Linked DNA regions of Homo sapiens: region 1 is linked to region 2. A link is a loop called in an ENCODE intact Hi-C map of the cell type or tissue named here. Cell type or tissue: mammary epithelial cell. All regions are shown on one strand. Each heading gives the region's core, and the rest is flanking DNA. Links, peaks and the distances in the headings are about the cores only.

What was found. Peaks named below come from ENCODE experiments on the same cell type or tissue, not always from the same donor. Only the 100,000 strongest peaks of a DNase experiment are listed, where the experiment ranks them.
Region 1: a loop joins it to region 2, with 31 times the contacts of the local background. A loop is called at or near these places in 8 of 110 quality-filtered maps.

What each region holds. Positions count from the first base shown.
Region 1 is chr2:17,566,853-17,579,157 of GRCh38, forward strand. The region is part of intron 1 of VSNL1 (visinin like 1); the gene reads left to right. Among named protein-coding and RNA genes, the nearest start is that of VSNL1, 32 kb to the left of the region's middle. In mammary epithelial cell, for the core only: a CTCF peak has its summit at 6,433; a DNase peak (open chromatin) is centred at 6,779; H3K27ac peaks cover 871 bases.
Region 2 is chr2:16,766,648-16,778,952 of GRCh38, forward strand. No RefSeq gene overlaps it. Among named protein-coding and RNA genes, the nearest start is that of CYRIA, 110 kb to the left of the region's middle. In mammary epithelial cell, for the core only: a CTCF peak has its summit at 6,619 (motif pointing right); a DNase peak (open chromatin) is centred at 6,624.

The DNA of each region.
Region 1 (12,305 bases), core at 2,099-10,098, 800 kb after region 2:
CCTAACACAGTTTTATTGAATATATTTTTCTTTCTCTGTTGTTGTATTAGGCACCCACTATCACATGTAAAGTCCCAAATGTTTAGCTCTCTGTTCTATTGCCATTTTGTATTTTTCCATTATTTTATCAGTACCAAACTGTATTAAATAGTGTGGCTTTATAATAAGCTTAGATATTTAATGGAGTAGAACACTATCCGTGGTCTTCCTCAAAGTTGTCTTAAATATTACTGACCTTTTGCTTTTTCATTTGGTTAAACTTCATAAAAAATATACTTGGGATTTTTATTAGAATTGAATTGAGTGTTTATACTAATGATAACAGAACTGATGCATTATAAGATGATTTGGTTTCCAGGTATATTTAAAATTTATTCAAATTTTTAAAAATAAAGTTCTATAGTTTTCTCCATAAAATTTTGCCACAGTTTTATGAGGTGTATTCCTAGGCATCTTACATGATTTTGGTCTTGATGTAAAGAGAGTCTCATAGAGTCTCACTTTTTTTTTTTTTTTTTTTTTTTTAGAAGGAGTCTGCCTCTGTCGCCCAGGCTGGAGTGCGGTGGCGCGATCTCGGCCCCCTGCAAGCTCCGCCTCCCGAGTTCACTCCATTCTCCTGCCTCAGCCTCCGGAGTAGCTGGGACTACAGGCGGCCGCCACTACGCCAGGCTAATTTTTTTTGTATTTTTAGTAGAGACGGGGTTTCACTGTGTTAGCCAGGATGGTCTCGCTCTCCTGACCTCGTGATCCGCCTGCCTCGGCCTCCCAAAGTGCTGGGATTACAGGCGTGAGCCACCATGACCGGCCCAAGTCTCACTTTTTTAACGTCACTTTGCTATAGGTTTTTTGGTATGAACCTTTATCAGGTTAAGGATATTCGTTCTAGTCTTAATTTATTGAGAGTTTTCTTTTTCTTTTTAAAATAATCATTAATGTGTGCTGATTTTATTGAATGCTTTTCTAATAAAAAGCTTTTTTACTTCTTTACTAATAAGGTCAATACCTGTAATAGATTTTCTAATATGTATCATTTTGCATTCCAGGAATAACCCCTGCTTGATAGTGATATTTTAAATACATTGCTGGATTCTATTTGATAATTTGTAGGTATTTTACCTCTCTTTTCAAAAGTTAAATTAGTCTATTCTTTTTTTAGATGATTCCTTACAAATGGCATATAGCTGGATTTTACTGAGATGACGAATGTATTTAGAATTCCATCTATCTTCTTATATTATATTTTTAATATATGCTAGGCTTATTTTTTGGCCTCTCCCCTCATTTTCTGTTTTCTATTGAATTAAGTTTTATTTATTTTCCTTCCTTTCTTCTATTTACCTAGAAGTTATAATTACCACTGTTTTGATACCTATTTTGTTACCTTTTTAATATGTATACTTAACAATTCGGCTTTGTTTGTTTGTTTGTTTGTTTTGACAGGGTCTTACTTTGTTGCCCAGGCTGGAGTGCAGTGGTGCAATCTTGGCTCACTGCAACCTCAACCTTCCAGCCTCTGGTGATTTTCCCACCTCAGCCTCCCCAGTAGCTAGGACTATAGGTACATGCCACTATGCCAGACAAGTATATACATATTTTTTTAGTAGAGACGGGGTTTTGCTATGTTGCCTAGGCTACTTAACAAATTTTAAGGTCAGTCAGTATCTTTAGTTGTCTTTAAACAAGTGAAGGACCTTGCATGTTTTAACTCCAAAACACAACCCCCATCATTCATGTCATTGCATCCTAGTATGTTTGTTGCACCTTAGTTTTTAATCCCAAAACATCCCTTGTTGTTGTTTACCAACTTTTTTCATCTATTTCTTTACTCATCGTTGCTTCTTACAACTACTTCATTCTGGTTTCAGTGTCCTTCGTCCTGAAGTACATCCTTTAATAATAGGGTCCATAATTAGTATTTTCTCTAATTTTTATCCAGTTGAAAATGTCTTTATCTCACTCTCATTTTGAATAAACTTTAACTGGGTATATAATTATTAGTTGATTTTTTTTCCTTTAGCATTTTGAAACTATTCTGTTGATTTCTGGCATTAAATGTGGCTGATGAGAAGGCTGACTTTAGACTAATGGCTCTTCCTGTAAGTTAACCAAAATTTTCTTTCTGATAGATTTTAAGATAATTTTCTTCAACTTTTATGTTCTTAAATTTCATTGTCGCCAGGTATGGTGGCTCACTCCTGTAATCACAGCACTTTGGGAGGCCGAAATGGGCAGATCACTGAGGTCAGGAGTTTGAGACCTGTCTGGCCAACATGGCGAAACCCTGTCTCTACTAAAAATACAAAAATTAGCTGGGCATGGTGGCAGGCACCTGTAATCCCAGCTACTCGGGTGGCTGAGGCAGGAGGATTGCTTGAACTCAGGAGGCTGAGGTTGCAGGGAGTGGAGATCATACAACTGTACTCCAGCCTGGGCAACAGAGCGAGACCCTGTCTCAAAAAAAAAATAAAAATAAAAATAAATAAATTAAATAAAATAAATTAAAAATTAAAAAAAATATTGTCATGTGCCCACATGTGGACTTGTTTTATTTCTCCTACTCTGAAATTTGTAAAATGTTTTATTCTGAATTTTTCAAATCTGAAAAACTCCATGGTTTAATTTCTCTCCTACTCTCTGTCTTATCTCGCTTTGGAGCTATTAATAGCTTCTCATTATTAGAAGCTATTAATTGGAGCTTCTCATTCTAGCTTCATTATCTCTTAATGTCTCTTCCATATTTTTCATCCGTTACCTCACTGTGCTCCATTCCAGATAATTTCATTAGAACTAACTTCCAATTTACTCTTTCCTCTTCATCTGTGTCTCAACTATTATTTAAACTCTATTTAAAAATGTATTAAGTTTATATTTTTAGAATTTCTATTCCATTATCCCTCATAATTAATTATTCTGATCTTCAAGTCTCTATTTTTAATTCTTTAACAAGAAATTACTGAAAACAGGTAATGAAAACATCCCTTTAAGACCATTTTAGAATTTGTAATTGCCAGAGCTCCATAATAGTTCCGTGATGTTTCTTGGCTTAGGGTTCTTACTTTGGGGAAATAGTACAAACTCAGACTATAACTAGGTAAGCATTCCAATTCAGGATTCCAATTTCTTGTTTTAAAGTTTTTATTTTGGAATATTCGATGAAGGATCTTTTCCGCTCAGTCTATATACCTGGCATAATGTAAAGGAGACATTTTGAAATCTTGCAAATCTCCAAATTGAGTGTCTGACTGGTAGTTTTCTTCATGAAATACAGTGAAGAGATTGACCTCTTCTCTTTTCACTTCCATTATCAGCAGGAGGAGATGTGTTTTTTAAGGGGGACATTGTTCACAAAATAAACAAAGCTTTTTAGTTTTTGCTGTGTTTTTAAATCATTTATGAGACTCCCTACATGCGTAGGGTAGAATAAAGATTAACAAAACTGTACTTAAATGCAGATGCTTGGGAGAATCACTTATTAGGGCTACACACCAGCCCTATACCAATCATGTTTTGAACGTGTGCTCCAAGAAACTTATAAACCACTTGACTTAATGAGCTATTTAGGCCCATTATGAAATACCTGAAAATTTAAATATTAAATCTATTAACACCAAAGGTTTATAGTATTTGGCATCAGGATTTTTCTGAGTGTGAGTATCTATGGATTGGTATTATTTGAAAACTTATTTCCAAATGCAAATGGAATACACAGATTAATACAATCTGAGAAAATAAACCATAAAAGTAGATACTATTTATTAAGCATCTCCTATATCAGCCACTGCATTAGGTTTATTACCTACATTATTTCTAATTTTACAAATGCCCTTTCAGTCAGGTGGTAGTATCATAATTTTATAGATGAGGAAACTGAGCCTTAGAAAGGCTAATTGATTGTCAAAAATGGCAAGATTAGGCTAGGTGCAGTGGCTCACACCTGTAATCCCAGCACTTTGGGAGGCCGAGGTGGGTGGATCATGAGGTCAGGAGTTCGAGGCCAACCTGGCCATGATGGTGAAACCCCAATTCTACTAAAAATACCAGGTGCGGTGGTGGCGCCTGTAATCCTGGCTATGTGGGAGGCTGGAGTCGCTTGAACCCAGGAGGCGAAGATTGCAGTAAGCCGAGATTGCGCCACTGCACTGTAGCCTGGGGAACAGAGCAAGACTCCATCTCAAAAAAAAAATAGGCAAAACTAATTTACCCAAAATAAACTGGTAATATTTCCCTTTTTCAAACTTGGTTGATTAAAAACCTCCAAAGCACTTTAAAATAGGAGGGAAAGAAATAGACTTATGATCTAAAAATATGCAAAATACCAAGAGCTTATGTTTTAGCTATGGTTTGGGTCAGGCAACCTCCCTAGGTGTTTTGTAACCCTCAACCACACTTTCCTTTAGGTACTAGGATGCTATCTAGCCGGAACCTAACACAACTAATAATAATTTTTTAAACAACATTGTAGCCTTTAATCTGATTTAAGGTTGTTTTTTCAGTTCTTCCTTGAGGTTGCTAATAATTAAGAACCCTACCTAGTGATGCATAACCCTACTGAGCTCATGAGCAGGCAAGGTAGCTATAGGAATTTAAAGTTGACGTTTCTTTCAACCAAGTTGACAGAGACAACCTCTTTGTATTAATATATGAAATGAACACATTTATATATTAATACCAAAAGTCATCACTATCAAGATAGCCTATTTTTAAAAATGATCAAAAATTAAGATATTCATAGAACAAATATTTATTAAGCACCTACTCAGCACCAGGGACAATTCTAGGTACAAAGAGTGCTAACAAGACAGACCAGGTTCCTGCCCTCTTGGAGCTTACATTCTAGTGAAAGTAGACAGTCAATAAATACTCATGTAAATTAACAAATACACTAGATAAGTTCAGATCATTTTAAGAGCTACAAAGAATATAAAGCAAGGTAATTATATAGTCACTAGGAGTGTGTCATGGGAGAGACTAGTTGAAATAGGCCAGAAAGACCTGACAGGTCACATTTGAGCAGTGATCTGACTGGCAAGAAGCCAGCCATAAAGAATCTTAGGAAAAGAGAATTCTAAGGAGAGAGAGAAAAGTTCACATAAAGGCTGTAATATGAGAAGGAACTCAATATGTTAGAGAAGACCACAAAGTGAGTATGACTGAAGCACAGTAAATAACAGAGAGGGTAATAAGAGATAAAGCTGGAGAGGTAGAAAGAACGTGCACCCTGATTTTCTTAAGGTAGTCCTGAACAATGCCTGTTGTCCTGGTGTAAATAATAGCACCTCCTTTCACTCTCAAAGTATGCTTTTTGGACAATAAATTATACAATCTTTCTGTGGAGAGATATGGAGGAGCCAAATTATTTGGATATAGATAGCAGATGAATAAAAACTTTAGAAACTAGATAGCAAGTGGATTTCTTCTTCTTCCATTGGTCCTTCCTATTTTCATCTGAGTTGGAGGCACTTGTTTTTATTTTACATTTGTCTGGCGCATGCAGTAGGATAAATGAGATACAGATATGTAAATAAGACCCGGTTTTCCACAGAGAACATCCAGGGCAGAGGTTTTGGGGTTTAGATCTGTGTAAGACTAGGGGTCTCTAGTCTTACACTGTGACTGGAGCAGCCCAGGATACTTATGCCAAAACAAGTAATTAACACTAAAAAAGAAGAGGAGGAAGAAAAAGAAGAAGGAGGCAAAGGGAGACAGCCTCTTGTTTCATGCCATACAATAACCATTATTCATTTCTATTACTCCATGTTTAATCTTCATGTAAGAGAGGTTCTATAGCTTGATTGGAGTCATACAGGTAGTGAGAATTAAGGCTGGGATTTAAATCTAACTCTGTCTCACCCTTTCCCTCAGGTTATCCTGCCCACCTCAGGCTTTCCAGTGGTATTCTCTTACTACTTAATCTCTGAACATAACATGCTCTTTCACATCTCTTTGTATCTATCATTCCTGCCTGGCAGTCCCTATTCATCCACTGCAAAGGTTGCTTCTCATGTGAAGCTTCTCTCAATTCCCACAAATGTGTTTGATTGTCTTCTCTGTCCTTCCATAATAGCCACATGAATCTCTGCTGCAATGTTTTATTCATTCATCATCCATTCATTCATCTATTCAACTGTTAAATACTGGACATATAAAAGCCTACAGGACAGACATAGTACTCATCCTCAGAGGAGATTATGACTAGAGAGGATTAATTAGCAAAGTAACCAATATCTTTAAGAAATTTCTTTATTAAATCTCTTTTGACTCATTTGTTCATTCATTTGGCCATTCGACAAGTGCGTACTATGCTGACAGAGGCCTGATAAACTATTGACACATTTTGGAAAATGCAAATTTACTCATGTTTTAAGTCTGGGAGCATGAAGTGGGAGAAGTAAGAGATGAAACTGAAGAGAAAGGCATAAACAAGATCATGGTGACCCCTATGGGTCTTACAAAAGAACTGGGACTTTCTCTTCAGGCATCAGTAAGGCATTGAATGCCTGAAATGGTCAGATATTTATTCTAGTAAAATTACTATGGAGGCAATGTCAAGACTAAATTTGAAGGGTACAGGCTACAAACAGGAAGACTACTTAGTTTTTGCAAAAAAAAAAAAAGTTTCTGAAGTGAGGTGGAATAAATGAAATGGAGAACAGAAGAGGAATTCATGGTTAGAAATTAGAATTTCTGATTAATTAGAACTAGGGGAAGAAATGGAGCAACATAGGCTGACTCATAAATTTCAGACTGTGGATTTCAAACTCATGACGCTTTGCTGAATTACTGAGACAGAGATGAGGTCCTGCCCATTGTATCCTCCATTGCCTTATGCTTCTCTGCAAGATGAGTAAGCTCATTTCTTCTGACACCTACTTGGTGTTTTTGTTGATTGACTTTGGGTAAAAGTGGCAACTGAAGAGAATATTGGATTTGGAATCAGGAGATGAGGCTTTGGAACAAGATCTGCCACAGATATTTTCTACACACTTAGAGAAAGCTTGTGTCTTCCCTAGACCTGTTTCTCATCTGGAAAAGGAAAGAGTTTATCTAAGCTAGGATATTTTGGTTCCCTCTCAGTTCAGTGATTCTAGGATTCTGCTTGGCAGCAGTTGCTTTGTGGTTGAATGCAGTTCTCAAAAGCCAAACATGCGTTTTGTACAAGCAACCTAACTTTAGCAGCAAGGAAGCCATTTACTGGGATTTGACTTCACATTTTCTTTGTACTTCTCATGCATCTGGTAATTTCCATTGACTTCAAGTTTCGAAGCTTGTCCTGACACCCATTCTATTCTCCTGCAAGTCATAACTGACCCGTAGGTTCTGGGTAAATCCTATCCTATGTCTTTCTTTGATCCCCCCCCACCCTGATCTTTATATTTCTATCAAAAAGTCAGCAGAGTTCAGTTAACAGATAACTTTTTCTCTACCCCTGAGAATGATTATATATGGGCCAAAATACAGCACTTTTAGCCCTATCATCACATGAAACACTCCTTCCTGACCCACTGTGTTCTTTCACAAAAGCTAAGCTCCTTTCTGCACCATGGTTTCAGAAGTGTCTGCCCCCTAATATTTTAAACTGTGCTTTCTCAGATGAGTCACCAATTTAACTCTTGCCTTCATCTTTCTTATTCAGATTTTAGCTAATATTCCAGCTGAAAATTCTTTGAGCGTATTCAAGTTAGTCCTTTCAAAAAAGCAATCAAATACAGTCCATAGAATTTTACAAGTAGTTTAATAAAGGTGTCCATACACCCTGGGATCCTTGCCAGTCACTGGCTCCAGCTGAATACTCAGGGATTTTCCTTTGTTTGTTTCTCTTCTGCCCATTCATTTTCCATGCTGTAATCTTTGGGTTGGATGTGGAAAAGAGCCTTGCCACTTATGGAAGACTTCGTTATTTCATGAAAACTAAGCTATCAAACTTTGTTTTTTGAGATAGGGTCTCACTCTGTCCCCCAGCCTGGAGTGTAGTGCTGTGATCACGGCTCACTGCAGCCTCCACCTCCTGGGCTCAAGCAATCCTCCTTCCTCAGCCTCCCAAGTAGCTGGAACTACAGGCACACACCACCATGCCCAGCTAATCTTTCCTTCTTGCTTTCTTACCCTTCTTTCCTTCCTTCCTCTCTTTTCTTTTCTCTTCTTTTCTATGTATTTTTTGTAGAGACAGGGTTTCACCATGTTACCCAGGCTGGTCTCAAGCTTCTGGACTCAAGCAATCCACCTGCCCTGCCTCCCAAAGTGCTGGGATTACAGGCATGAGCCACCATGCCCAGCCTATTAAACTTTTTGTAGGAGATGGCCAAGAGCTGAACCTCTTCCTTCTGGATTGCAGGTACTGGGAAGGTAGAAATGCAGGCTGGTTGCTGGTCACCTCCCAACCCGGGAGGGAAGCAGAGGAGGAATTCAGATTCCTAAAGTCAGGAGAAAATAAGAATAAAAGGGCATCCATCATTAGCTTAAAATACAAGGGACTACCTACCTCTGAATAATTTGAAGGTTAAATCATTGAAGACAGTCCATAAAATAATTGAAATAACACAATAGTGGGAGTTAGGAAACCTGGTTGTTTTTCTAAGTGTAGTTCGACCTTTGTCACTCTAGACTACTTACTCTCTTTGGACCTCAACCTTCTCAACCTTATATAGGGAAAATTAAGTAGATTTCACAAATATCTTTTTTTTTATTTTTTTTATTTTTTTTTGAGATGGAGTCTCACACTGTCGCCCAGGCTGGAGTGCAGTGGCATGATTTCTGCTCACTGCAACCTCCGCCTCCCAGGTTCAAGCGATTCTCCTGCCTCAGACTCCCGAGTAGCTGGAATTAGAGGCATGCGCCACCATGCCCGGCTAATTTTTTGTATTTTTAGTAGAGACGGGGTTTCACCATGTTGGCCAGGCTGGTCTCGAACTCCTGACCTTGTGATCTGCCTGCCTCGGCCTCCCAAAGTGCTGGGATTATAGGCATGAGCCACTGCGCCCGGCCCGATTTCACAAATATCTTTACAAGTTCTCATATGTTAATATATAAGTTAATATGATAACCTATAAGAGATCTCTATTTAACATTCACTTGTTACCATAGAAACTTGTAAATTATAGGAATATGCTTATCATTCCATTATTATAACTTAAAAATAAATTTTTTTGCATATTATTTGTCCCTCTCATTGGGTCATTGGTTTGTATAGGAAATAAGCCATTTCTTTTTCATCTCCATATCCTGATACTTAACATGGTTTCTGCATATAGTCCACACTTTTTATTCATTTGTAAGCAGCAAGAGAGGAAAACAATTGTCTTCATTTTTTGCAGTAACTAGTTGTAATTATAGAGTGTGTTTAATTTTGCATCTCTGCTTTCTCCACTTAGCGTATCATAAGTAATTTGCCATGTTTCAACATTGCATTCACAATTTTATGTTCCACTCAGTTAATGTGCCATGATTTACTATCCATTTCCCTAGTGGGAAATGGTTATAGTGCTAGAGTTTCTACTATTATTAAAATGAAAATGCAATAAATATGTGTCTGTATGTAACTTTTTCCTCTTGGGTTATTTCTTTAAGATACCTTCCCCTGGAATCAAAAGTTTATATTTAATTATTTATTTCTAGTGTTTTCTGGTGGGTTATATTAACATGCAGTTTTGCTGTATTTGATTATTTGTAGGTGTAAACTTGGCCATTGATATTTAATATTTTGTTCATATTCTATTGATGTTCATTGCTCAGCCTGCCAGCATAATCCTCTTCCCATTTATTTTTAAGCAATGTTAATACTTAAAAGACACGTATGTTGAATATATAGTCCCATGTTGTTATTTTTACTTTTTCTGTTTTTTTAGATTCCCTAAACTGTGAATCTTTATGTAGTTATATCTATCAGTCTTATCTTTTATAGTTTCTGTCTTTGCTTTTATTTAGAGAGTCCATCTTGACCTTAATAATCAGGTTAAACATACTTCTATCAGTTTACTATTTGTGTTTACTCTTTTCTATTCATACTCTTTAATCATTTCTGTCTTCTGTCTCTGATGGTTTCCTTAATAACTGGTATTTGCTTTAGATACAAATACAGTCATGCATCACTTAATGACAGAAACATGTTCTGAGAAATGTATCATTGTGCAAACATCATAGAGAGTCCTTACACATACCTAGACGGCATAGCCTACTACACACCTGCCTATAGGCTACAAGCCTGTACAGCAGGTTACTGTACTGAGTACTGTAGGCAATTGTAACACAATAGTATTTGTATATTTAAATATATCTAAACATGGAAAATGTACAGTAAAAATATATTATACTTTTATGGGACCACCATCATATATATAGTCCATTGTTGAGTGAACCGTCACTCTGAGGCACATGACATTATATACACATACATAGCTATTAACCTTTTGTCTATATTTTCAGTTTCTGATAGTTTTCTTTGATAGTTTTTGTATTGAACTTTTGATTCCAAATGTTAATGATTTTTTAAAAGATGGCATATGGTATGGTTCTTACTTTTTTTATTGAACTGCTATCAAGAGGTGATTATGTCACTTATAAATTATATTTCCTCTATTTCCCCCTTGTTCTGAAAAGCTTCCTTGATCATATATTAAGTGAGTCTGTATAGCTGGATCTATTTCTAGACTCTCCATTCTGTTATGCTGATCTATATGTCTATTTTTGTGCCCATAAATTCTGCATGTATTTGAGGAGACCTCAAATGTCCTCTCTTGAGTCTTTGTTTCTCCAGGCTAAACATTCCCTGTTCTTTCAATGGCTACCCTTCTATTTAGCATCCAAGTCCTCTCCCATCTGCCCTGGGGACCAGGGGCAGGCAACTGTGAGATAACTGACCAAGCCTCAGGGGACCCCAGAGTTCCCTCACTTGGGGAAAAAAATGTTACATAAAGGCAGCACCCAGGTGAAAAAGGGAGACTGATGAGCTCTTATGTGGAAATAACGGTTTTTGTCACAGAAAAGTACTTTTTTGTTTCTCATCTCTAATCTGACAGAATAGTTTACAATGGCTAAGGGTCTGTCAGGGTTCAAATCCCAACTCTACCATTTTCTTGTTGTGTAACCTTCTCGGTAAGCCTCATTCACCTCAACTGTAATATGACTATATAATGGTATCTACTTCATAAAACGGTTGTAAAGAAGAAGTGAGGTAATCCATGAACACATAGTGAGCACTTGATCATATAAGCTGTTGTTATTACTGCTAAAATATCGGTCATATAGATTTATTATTTTATTTAACATTTTGAGGTAGTTATTAATATACACAATTTAATGTTGAATGAACAGGATAAGAAAAACTCAGTAAATTTCCCTTCCCAGCTAGTAGATGTGCTTCAGCAAGTATCTCACCTTGTTTGTCTAATGAGAAGGCCCGGGTCTTTGCTGTAGACAACACAACTCCACTGTGTGATGGAAGGCACTGATAACTGGCTCTTTGGATTCTGCCATGGTTACTAGGTGAAGCTCTAAATTCTTAGACAAAGGTAAATGTGAGGTTCAAACATAGGATTGTTTTGAGGTTTTCTTTTGGTTTCAACATGGAGGGACATTAGGTTAATGGGGAGACTCAATATGGTTTCATCCTTATTTGCAGATTAGCTGATGTGGAAACATGTCCCTTCAAACTGAGTATCACTTCACATAACTACTCCAAGTGAAAGTGACACAGGCCCAGAAGCATTTGTCATCCCCACAGGGTGCCAGAGGAAGCGGCACTTCCTCTCCTTCAGCACATGCTACCTGTGCTCTCAGAAGGCCCACGGCTGGGAGGGAGGCAGGTGGAGGAGGCCATACAACTTGCCAAGTCAAACACACCGGAAGGTCTAATTTTAGTCCCCCTAGCCTTGGCATTGTCTCTTTCAGCAAAGATATTTTTCATGCACTACAATAAAGTGCTTTGTTCCAGCCTTGCTGGATACTTCACAAAGGCCCAGCAAGGACAGCATAAGCCTAAATCAGAGCTGGAAACACATCAAACACAGGGACCTCACAGAAGAGGGTCAGCATTCCTCTCGTAACCTTTGGTAAATACGTTCTTTCCATCCAGCTTCCAAAACCCTAAGAAGGAACACTTGGTTGTGCTTCTCCTTCTACGCAACTCCTCTTCCTCCAGCTTCTTTTTTGTGAATCTTCTGTTGGCTCCTCATCAACAAGTGTGTTTTCTCCTTCATGCCAGGGATTTGAAAACCTACTCCCTCTTTTTGTCCCTGCCTAACAAAGCCCCCTTCTTTCTTTCTTTCTTTTTTTTTATTTTTTTTTTTGAGACGGAGTCTCGCTCTGTCGCC
Region 2 (12,305 bases), core at 2,780-10,779:
ATAATCCTGGTGTTAGAATATTTGGATGATAAAATACTCACATTTGCTATTTGGACACATATTGTCAAGTAGCTTTCCAAAAGAGTTGTATGCACTTATAATTTTATCAGCATAATGTGAGGAGATTCATCTCACTAGGGTCGTTTTTGTGTTTGACACATCCTCAGACAGCCCCCAAACATACTCATGGTACTCATGCTTGTTGGTATTTGTGAGGGTTACATATACTCATTACTCTTCATGTGACTCCTTTCCCTTGAGTGTAAGCTGAACCTAGTGATTTGCTTCTAAGAAGCAGAATAAGGCAAATGTAATGGGATGCAAATTCCATGATTATGTTACAAATCACCTTGACCTTGTCTTTCTAGGACTCTGTATCTTGCTGAGCCTTCTTAGCTTGGATTCTTTGATGAAACACCACCATATTGGAGCATTCCACCTGCCAAAGAACTGAAGGCAAGCTTCAGCCAACAGCCAGCAAGGAACTAAGATCTTCAGCCCAAAGCCACAGGGAACTGAGTCCTGCCAACTGCCACATCAGTGAGCATAGATGGGATCCTCCACAGTTGAACTTTCAGATAAGACCAGAGCCACACCTGACAATTTGATTGCAGCCTTGCAGACAACCCTGAAGCAGAGGACCCAGTTCAATCATGCTGGGATTCCTGACCCACAGAATCCATGAGAAAATAAATGTGTGTGTTTAAGCCTCTACATTTTGAGGCAATTTGTTATACAGCAAGAGATAATGAATACTTTTGTTATTTTTCATTTTAGGTAAATTATTTCTACTTTGCAAGTTTGCGTAATAAGTCTAGTAAATCCTTCTGTAGTCATGAAATAATACAGAAGTAAGAAAAAAAATCCCATTTTCTTGAATGAGAAAGCAAGGTGCTGACATAACATTGTGATCCTCTGTCCTAGGTCTCTCCTTCCATCCATGGCTGGGGCAAAGCATTTCGTAAGGGGATCTTTGCCTGCACTACTCCTCCCAGGTGGACATCTCTTCTCTGTGATTTTCACTGAGAGCATTTATTCAACATGGATTTGAGTTCCTAGTATGAGCTTGAAATCATGGAGGAATAAGACATATGGAGATTTGATGTGCATATCTCACGTCCTGCCTCCATGCCATTTCTCATATTGTAACTCCTCTTGGGAGCCTCTTCCTTCTTCATTTTGACTTTCAAAATTTTGTGCCGATTACAAAGCCCCACATTCTCTATGATGTTTTCTTTCCAACCCTCTGGTGCCCATCCACCTGTAAATGTCTATGACAACAGAACCACATAGCAAAGGCTGATGTCATCAATTCTCTCTGAGTTAACCTCCGACTTGGTAAGATGTGTGAGCCTTTATCAGTTATGAACAGGGAATGAGTCAAACCAAGTTATAGTTCCTAAAATAGTTACATGACCCCTAAGCAGCCTTGTTATAAAATGCTCTAAGATGAAATTAAAAGGTCACACAATTATTGTTTTTACTTCCAAGGTTCAGAAATATACTTAACACATTTTAGCTCTTAATTATTTTTAGTTCTATAATACTAAGTCTTCTAATGAATATTAACTTAAAGCTGGGCATTAAACATTCAACTGTGAACTAAATGTAAACTCTCTGACCCTAGGCAAACAGAATTTAATTTTTTAAAAATGTGGAAATCTAATTAGCTATCACACTTAGGCCCCATGAGGCCACTCGTAATGTGTAACTGATACTTCCAGGTGTCCTGCTGGTGGCTTGAATCAATTAGTGATCTTTATTGAAGCTGAATATAATTAATTACACAACTTTGAGATGTTCAAGTCTAATTTCACTAAAATTACATCATAAAGCTGGGGCATTTCAGGGCTTCTGACAGAAAAAAAAACAAGCATGAATAATTACTCAGTTAAATTCATGGCACATAAATTCATACCACAAAATTGAACTCCTTTAGCTTACCGTTGTCAGAGATAAAAATGCCCTGGGGTCACACACATAGGATTGTTGAACAGGTGCTCACTACTGAAGAAACATGTGTGTTACTTATCTAAACTATAAGCCTATCGGGGGACTATGTGCACAGATATTTTTCTGAAACATGTAAGTTAATTGCTTATTCACTAGGATGACACCACCAAGACCTATTTCTGACATGAGGTGTGTTCCCTGTCATCCTAGCTGCAATAAAGGCCTGAGCAATAGGAACTATTACAGAAAACCAGATCCAACACATACAAAAACTTAGGATCATAAAATACTTGAGAATCGAAGCTAATCTTGCCTCTTCCTCTAGTCTCCCTAAAATGTGATTGTAGGTTACATCTGAGACAAAATATCAAAGAAATTCGAGATAGTTTCTCAGCATCTATGTCAGTTATCTATTACCACATTAATACTGTGTAACAAAGCGCCCTAAAGGTAAAGTCTTAAAAGAAGACACATTTACTATTGCTCATGAGTCTACAGGTCAACAGAGTGGTTTTGTTCTGCTGATCTTGGTGAGTTTGTTTGGCAAGCTGTGGTTTGAACCAAGGCTTACTAACTTGTCCGGTGGTAGGCAAGCTTTTGGCTGATTGAGGATGCCTCTGTTCCATGGGCATGTTTTTATGAAGATCTCAGGGGTGAGAAAGGAAGAGAGAGAGAGAGAGCTGCAAGGCTTCATGAAGCCTGGCCTCAGAAATGGCACCACATCACTTTTCCAACATTCTGTCCCCAAAGCAAGACACAGACCAGTGCAGATTCAAGGAGTGGGGAAATAGACTCTACCTCTTAGAGGAAGAACTTGTAAAGTCACAAAGTAAAGAAAGGGGGGAAAATTCGGTCTATTTCCCAATCAATCTACTACAGCATCCAGAAATGGATGGACTTATTCACGTTTGCACTCAGAAATATGTAGTTCATTTTCATTATTCTTGATAGTCATATTCTATAAAGATACCGTGAACATGCATTTGTGGGTACTGAATTATTGCTTCAAGGGGAAATTTGCTTTATATAGGTTTATTTGTCAACATTATTCTTGTGAAACAAGCCAGTCTCATCAGTGCTGAAAATTGTGCTCTTCCACTTAGCCCTTTTCCTGTATAATACTTAGCAGGTGTTTTTAAAATTCTTCCATAGTCTCCTGATCTGCAGAAATGCATCTCCTCTGCAAGCTGAGCATTTTTCACACTGCATTGCCTTTTGAATCATGTGAGCCAGCCAGCACCAGCCAAGAAGAGTTTAACATTTTCCTGACCGTGGGTTATCTGACCATAAATTTGTTTGGCTTTCAGTCTCACAACAATGCTGTCCCCTTTTCAATTATTTTTAAATTAGTTGTCGTCTCATGAATCCATCCATTTAGCCACTTCCCCGTCTTTTCCATAGCTTCATCATGCACTATGGACTACATGCTACTTCAACACCTTCTGGAGCAGCCTCGCATGTGGATCTGCAAATTTCCTCTTCCTTTTTCTGGATGTATCTTGTTGTTGATTCATTCGTATGGGACTCAGTCAACAGCACTGTAACTCATGCCTGCACGAAGCTTAGTTAACATGTATTCCCTCCAAAAGGTATATCACAGTCTCCGTGCGCTGAGGAACACTAAACGACACTTTAGCACCATGCTTGGAGTTCATTTTAAACAGCAAAATTATGAACAAAAAGCACGAAAAATACAAAAAAAAAGGCACTAAATAGACCGCACACACAAAAGACACTTGTTTATAGTTTGAAAGCTGAAATAAGAAGGGGAGGGTGTCTTGTTCAACCTCAGCTGGGAACAGGCGCATTGAATGGGGTACATTTTTTTTCAACTCTCTTCTAGTCCATGAATGAACACAACATCACTGTAAGGGTGGATTTGGGGGGTTACAAGTAAATTTGTGCAAGTAGACAAATTTGCAAATATGCAATCTGTCAATAATGAAGATGGTCTGCATATGGAAAACCTGCTCTGTGAAGTCACTGAGTCAAGCCTGGGGAAGAGGCTGCTCAGGGACCAGCCCTGCCCTTGAAGGTGTATCTGTCAGAGGCAGCAAAAGGAATGACAGCACAGGCTCCTAAGGGGTTACATTCTGGAAGGAAAAAATGTTTGGGGAACACAGAGGTGGCTTCCAGTAAGAATTTTCATTCTAGTTGTGGTTCAGGGTCACTGTTTCAGTCTTTACTTACAGTCTCTACTGAGGGATGATTGAGTTTTGGATCCAAAGGTATCCTGGGCATAGGCTGAAAAAAGCCCAACTCTAAAGTTGGTGGTGGTGGTGTTTGGATTCAACCAGATGCTTATTTCTGGTTGAATAAGCAGTTGGTGGAGCTCTGAAAGCAGGTGGAGCTCAAATCGCCACCGCTCTGACGGCCTGCTGTATACCAAGCATGCTAGGTGTTGTGGATGTGCAGTATTGGGACCAAGGCAACTCCTTCTCCAGGGAGTCTCCCCTGGGGGTGACAGGGGAGGCACAGGCATACCCCGCATTGCTATCATAACTGGATGAGAGAGAGAGGTCTGGGGCTCCGGAAGGAGAGAGGTTGTTTCTAGATGGGGATATCTGGGAAGGTTTCAGGCCACAGGTCGTGTTTGATCTGGGCCTTTAATATAAGAAATGTTTTCATACATTGCAGTGAGTGAAGGAATGTTTCAATCACAGGAGACATAGGTTACATAGTTCATTGTTTCTCATCCTTTCAAAAAGCATGACCCTATAATTCTAACTGACTCTTTTTTCTTTTTAATTATGAAAAACTGTCGAGCTTAGTTTTCTATATTTTGTTTTATGAAAACAGTAATTGCACTGTTAGCTTCATGTTTCCTCTCCCCAGCACCTCTTCTCCCCATGACAATGATACTGTCTCATCCCCATCTCCAAGACCAGTCACAGGAGACAGTGTGCTCCTAGATGGCAGGGGAGGATGTCAGCTTCAGCTCTGTGCTCCCTGAACGTAGCACAGGACCTGGCCCACAGCAAATGCTTAGGAAGTGTTTGCTGGTAGAAAAGATAAATGGGAAGAAGGAAGGAAGGAGAGGAGGAGGGAAGGAAGACAAGAAGGGAATAAAGAAGAATTAAAAAGAAAAGAAAAAATGATAGGCAACCACGTGGCCTCTAAATGCACTACTTGAATCAAAATCACCTTGAATCTTTGTCTAATCAGTAAGTGCAGAGTATCTGCTATGCCTGATGGAGATTCTGCTGCAAAGCTGTCAGGGATGGGTCAGGAAGTCTGTATTTTAAATAGCACAGATCCTCCAGAATCCACAGGGGATTCTGATGGACAGCCAGGTTTGGGGACCACTTATGCAGATACAGGATGTGAGATCATTAATAGTATCATTGCATCAGTGTTACAAGTTGTCAAGAATGGGCTTCCCCCACCTGCCTTCATATACCTGCCAGTATCACAGGTGTTGCAGGAAGAATGAGCGCTGCTATAGATGCAAAAGTGTGCCTGCAGCTCTGTGGGCCCCTTTCTGCTCTCTGCAGCTGATCACCTCTGGGGACAGGGGAATTGGATGACCTTAGAGAAAGCTCCCTTGTACTCTTGTGCTTTGAACATTTTTTTCCCATGTATGTCCTCAAGTTGCCTACGCATCTTGTAAAGTGCAGGTCTTTGGGGTCCATTCTAAAGCTGAAATTTCCAAAATGGAGCCTTCCCTATGATAAGGTATGAGAGGTTATTGACACAGGCGCTCACTATTTGATACGCAGGTGTTTAATATTTGATCGAAGGCAATACTTCCCAATGCCTGGATGTTTGATCTCCAGTGCAGCCTGCTCTCATGATCCATTAGGGTGCAAACAAACATTAGAACTTGTAATTATATTTTTTATCTCATCCACTATGTAAAAAAAAAAAATGAAATGGGTGTGGCATCAGCAATGGCACAAGCATCCCCTTGCTCTGAGCCCCTCCCATTTCTCACCTGGATAAAGGCAGTAGCTCCTGACTGGGCTCTGCTTCTGCCCTTGCCCCCTGCCCCACAGTATTCATCTTCTCTCACAGGCACAAAGGATACATTTAAAACATCAGTAGGGTTAAGCCACACCTTTCTCAAAGTCTTCTGATGACTTTATTTCACCCAGTTAAAGTCAAAGTCCTTAAGGCCCAATGCGATCTGTCCCTCTGTGTCCTCTCTGACTTCCTCTCTTCCCTCAGGGGTGGCTTACTCCACTGCAGCCACAGAGGTCTCCTCTGCTCCACAAACATGGCAGGCACACCCTGCTCAGAGCCTTTGCGCTGGCTGTGTCCTGTAACCGGGGGCCTGAACTGTAAACACCCACGTGCCTGACTCTGTCACCTCCTCAGGTCATATTTAAACATTATCTTCTCAACCTGCCCCAGTTACCCTCAACCCCCCTTACATAATGCATGGCACATGCCAGGAACTCAATCAATTCACTACATAATATTTATTGAAGAATTGATTGAATTAATAGCTATATTTTACATTCAGTGAATAATATACTGAAGTTATAATGCATGCAACTTAGCGATAAATCACACATATTTAGTTAGATGGTCAGTTTCTTTTCTTCTTTTTTTTTTTCCTCTTGGAGAGAGTCATTGAGTCATTTAATGAACATTGGCTCAGGTGTCTGGGAAATGATTCTCTGATAATCTTCGACGTGTTTCTAACTGTGTCCAGGAGATGGTGCTCATTCCCAACAAGACACGCCGTAGCAGGCACAGGGCTGAGCCTCTCAGTCTTGGTGCTTTTTCGTCTTGCTACTTTTGTCATATGAGGAATGATAGATGGCTCTGGTACCATTGTGTGACTTAGCCATGCTGGTAATTGAATAATTGTACCCCCAAAATTCCTACCTCTGGAGAAGGACTTGAGATCATTGTTTTGCGGATGTCAGCTGCCCGTGCCAGGACTGAGTGTATATTGGGGGGGACTCCCTGTGCCCCAGTGGCTCTGCAGCCCCTTTTGTTAGAGTGCTCTTCCCAGTGTAATGCCACAGACCTTCTCAGGGATCCTTGTGCAAGCAAGACCTATTGCCCTTGTAATGGCTGTTGCTTGCTAAGTACTGGTTACCAGCCAGGCACTGGGAGAAGCCCTTTATGTGCAGAGTCTGATCCTCTCAACCTCCTGGAAGAAAGAGATTTAGAGCTTCATTTTACAGAGAAGGTAACTAAGGCCTCAAAAGATTAATAGCAAATGACATGGAGGGGTTTCTTTCCCAGTAAAGCAAACACAGAAAGTCCCTGTGCTGCTCTTTCCCCTGTGCACAGAAGTCCAAGAAACTAAGAACTCAGAGGAAGGCAAGTTCAGGTTCCATATCCTCCAGGAGTTCTGTATCTGGTGAGAGGGAGAGAGACAGCCACACAGAGAAAGTCTATTTTCAGGCAGCTTGGAATATGTGTTGAGACAAAAATATGGATAACTTGCCAAGGGGGAACTTCATTCAGTACCTACAAGTTTCCATGGAATTTTTTGTTGTCTTATTTTTGCTTTTGCTATTAGAAAAAAACACTGGTTCCCAACTCCTCACGTGAAATTTTCCAGATTAGTGATTTTTACTTGGGATCAAGCTGAATGCAGAGTCTGCTTCAGTGGGTTGGGAATGGAACCTGGGACTCTGAATTTCTAATCACCTGTCATGTGATGCGGATGCTGTGGGTTCAGGGACCCCAATTTGAATAGGAAGAGGTGAGAGAAGTGAATGGCCCAAGGTCTGGCTCATGACTCATGAGCTAAGAATGTTTTTTTGTGTGTGTGTGTGGTTGTTTTCAAACTATTTTTAAAGGGCTGTGGGGGAAAAGAAGAAAGACTATGCAACACATGATATGTGGCCCACAAAACTTAAAATATTTACTATCTGATCCTTTACAGAAAAAGTTTGCAGACCCCTGGGCTAAAGTAAAACTGTTGACCTCTTAATAAACTCCTTTGGAAGAGCAAGTTCTTTTTAATGGTGAGTTTGGAAGAAAGCAAGGCATGCTCAACTCCACCCTTTCTCTGGGATTTCCTGCCTGCAGGGAGCACAGATTCTGGGAGCCTCTTGGTAAGAGTCTCTGTGGAGCCAGGAAGGGGCCTGCGGTCTCCAGTGTTACACTGATGGCATCAGTCTGTCTAGTGATGTATTCAGGAGCCCACATTTCCGTAGACTTAGGTCAAACTCTTCAAACCACCTTATCAATAAAAAGGTTTCTATCTGCTTGATTCTTATTTCTGTATCTTAGTGATTCAGAGATTGAGTTGGAAGGGGAGGAGGAGTGCTCCTTTAGAGCCTCCCAAGCCCCAGTCTTTCCTATTGCCTTCAGGCATTTGTTCTTTGTGTCTGTGTCCTTGTTGGACCCTAGGGCAAGGCTTGCATTCTGGGTCTGACTGACAGATACGTCTTCATGCGTGGCTGCAGACCCACCATCGCATGCTACCAAATAACTCCTGTGTCAGACCATGCCAGTGGCTGACTGTCATATCAGAGGGCTCATTGCCAGTCAGAGTTAGATCTCTGAGCTAGGAAGCTGATGTGCATCCTGGGCGCAGGCAGGCCTTCCCCAGTCTGCAGTCTTCCACATGCTATCTCTGTATGCTCCTCTGGGGAGCAGCCGTCAGCTGCTTTGCAACAGCGGGGCCAGAATCAAGGGAAAGTGGGCCTGATTTCACAAAAGCTGCAGCCATATATTTTTTACTCTTCGAGGTGTAACTATGGTAATGAGATCAGAAGAAAAACCCTCAAATGCACATGGCAGTTTGGGGTACTGGAGAAGGGTTTAATTTTAGAACCTGAGCCTTGCTTCATGGAACAAAGAGCAGTGGAACGGGGCTTGCCACAGAGCTGCCACAGGTGCCTCTCCTTCCAGGACTGCACAGCCTGTCTGATAGCAGGCAATTTTTGTGTTCATCAGTTGTGGAATTTGTTTGGCTTGTGACATTCGTCTACTGCTGCAGCTATTGTGACAAGGGTGCGCCATTAGAAAGTCATTCTGTTGCGGCAATTTTCAGGAGTCTCAACCGAGCAACAAAATAACCGAACTCAAGAAAATGCAGCTGTTCTAATCATTCCATATTTAAACGAGGCAATTTATTTGCTTTCATAATTCTTACCACAAACTCTATATAGGGGAGATACCAGGATTATCCCCATTTGACAGATGACGAAATTGAAGTGCATAGGTTGTGCAAGATGCCCTATGCCCTGAGGTCCCAGGATGAGGAAATGATGTTGTCGGTATTTGATCCAAGCAATCTGGCTGAGAGCCCGTACTCTTAACCATTGCATGGCCATCACAATCCAGCATCAGTTATGCAAGCTGCGGGCAGGGCCACCTGGGGAAAAGAGGATCCTTGGCAGGGATGTAGGAAGCTGCAACTTAAGAATTTTCAGTCACTGCCATTGTCCGTGCATCTGGAAGGGCTAATCTCTGCTCTCATAAAAGGCAAGGCTCTTGGTTATAATTTCCAAGTATGAATATATGTCCTCCCAAGGTTTCAGGGCTGGAGGAGAGGGAGCAAGAAGGGATCTTTAAACCCTGCCAGGGGTAGGGAGTGAGTGTAAAATCAGTGTCAAGTCTATAAAAACAAGTTTCCAGGATGTATAAACAGCTTCTAAATGTGCATACATGTTAATCCACTAATTCAATTTCTAAGATTCATCCAAAGGGAATACTAAAAGCATAAGAAATTTTTTCTTTTTTCTCTTGAACAGTATACACATCACAGCTTTATTTATAGCAGAAAATTTTCAAAAGAGCCTATGTAGTCAACTTTTGGGGATTGATCAAGTAAATAAGTAAATCTATTAAGTAGAATAAAAATAGCTAAAAATATTATTTTTGAGAAACTTTTAGTAACATAAAGAAATATTTGTGATATAATTCTGTGTGAAAAAATCAGGGAGCAAAATTAGGCCACATGCAGTGGCTCACTCCTGTAATCCCAGCAAGCACTTTGAGGATTGTGCCTTGAGCCCAGGAGTTTGAGATCAGTCAGGGCAACATAGCAAGACTCCATCTCTACAAAAAGTAAAAACTTAGACAGCCATGGTGGTGCACACCTGTGGTCCCAGCTACTTGGGAAACTGAGGCAGGAGGATTGCTTGAGCCCAGGAGTTTAAGATTACAGTGAGCATGATCGCACCATCACACTCCAGCCTGGGTGACAGAGTGAGACTCTGTCTCTAAAACAATAACATCAACTACAAAAATTATATGCAGCATGAACTCACAAATTTGTGGAAAGATCTCTTTATATATGTGATTGAGAAAATGATCAGAATATTTCAGAAAGATAGAATTTGGAGACATTTTAATTTTCTTCTTTATATTTTCCTAACTTTCATAATAATTGAAAACTCTTGCAATTAACAACAATTTTGTTGATGACAGAAATAATGATAAAATAAATATTACTTATTTTTATTAAGTGCTTACAGTACGTTTGGTGATATAAGAAAGACACCTATATTTAAAGTACTTTCCTTACAAAGCCTAGCATTATATATGTATTACTGTATCTGTTTTACCAAAAATTAAATTAAAAGGTGAAGAAATTAATTGGCTTCCTCAAAATGTATTAAATAAACAAATTATTAAAGGTAGCTAAGTATAAGCATTTGTGACATGCTCAAGAAACGAATTGGCATCTATTTAGCTGCTGGACAGAGCTGAGGAAATCACAGGAGTTGGGGAATGAAAGGAGAGTGGGGCTGAATCATGGAAAGCCTCGAATGCCATACTAAGCGGGGGACTCTATCCCACTGGCAATGCGGAATCAGATGCACAAATTAAAAGGGAGAGAGAGAGATCATTGTAACACTGTGTGTGTGTGTGTGTGTGTGTTTGTAGGTGTGTGTGTGTGTGTTTGTATGTGTGTGTGTGTGTGATAAAGTCTCAAGGAGTAGTGCTCAGCAGCACTTACTGACATTGCATGTCAGTTGCGGCCTTCATTAGAGACTACATTTCCATACACTCCCTGCAATGTAATTGTTACAGAATTCTGCGGAGTGTTCACAGAGTTTCCCTGCATGAAAAAGGCAGAGGTAGTCAGCCCTCCAGGGTGTCTAGAAGCAGATGAACACAGTCAACACAGAGTATCTTCAAATCCATCATCTCTGTTTCTTTCGTTTATAGCATCAAGTCATGTGCGATTTGCACTGCAGGGGCTCCATTGTCCTGCGTGACTAATTTCTTTGCCACCTCAGCCAATGTCTGGTTAATGCTACAAACCTAGCTGCACTTGGCATTTGCCTTCAGCCTGAGAGACGCCAGTTCTCCAGCCTGCACACTCCATGTATGTCACCTTATTTGCACCACATAGATCTCTCCCCATATTACTGTGACCTCCACCTCACCCAGCCAGCACGTGCCATGAATCCCTGAGTCCCTGTCTGTTCAACCATCTTGATTGGAACATCCGTTGTGTAGTCAAGAATCCTGGCCATTTTTATCCAAACCGTGCATGAGGTGGCACAATGTTCCAATCATTTTCTTTCCGTCTGGGTGTATATCCAGAAATATAAATATCTAACACTTTCACAACACTTATTCTATGTCAGATGCAGGTCTCAGGACCTAACTTACATTAACACCAGTAACCCTCAGGATAACCTTCCAAGGTGGGAGCCATCCCCACTTTACCAAGAAAACAAAGAAGGGCTCAGGGACTTGCCCAAGGTCACGGAGAACTGCCAAGACTTGAATTCACAGTTTTGATTTCAAAGTCAGTGTTCTTAATCGTCGCACCATGCCGCCACTCACAGCCAGAAGAGAACATACTCTAAAAGCTTAGGAAATCTTACTCAATCACAGTTAACATAGTTTCTCTACTCATGATGTTCCAACCCTGAGCTTTTGATGTGCAATCATGGCTGGTTTTAGACAGATGTGTGATGATGATGCATTAGCTACTATATTTAGTGCTTCCCTCCCTCTGTCCCTTTTCTGTCTCTTCTGCTACTTAGAAGACTCCTTATTTTCTCTCTTCTTTCTTTGGTAAATCCTTCCTTTCCTGGTTATCTCACATGGACCCATGATTTCCCCACCCATCTCCCTTGCTGAAGATTCTTGATCCAGTCTCCAACCTTCCCCACCATCCAGATGTAAATGTCCAACAACAGACTAGATAGCTCCTCTGTATGTGACACAAAGACATCAAACTCAGCACATCCCAAACCAGGCTTATTGCCTCACCCTCCTGCCTTGTCAATGGCTCCCCCTGTGTCCTATTCCCAGTGAGAAATCTCAGAGTCAGTTTTGACTCTTGCTGTTCCTTGACTCCAGTATCTCCTGAGTATCTCCTTTCTGTTGATTTTTATCTCTTCCTCCTTGGAATCAACACTTTCCTGGCTCATCTTGCTCTGGTATGTCCTTTTTTTTGGAAATGGTCTTCCTGG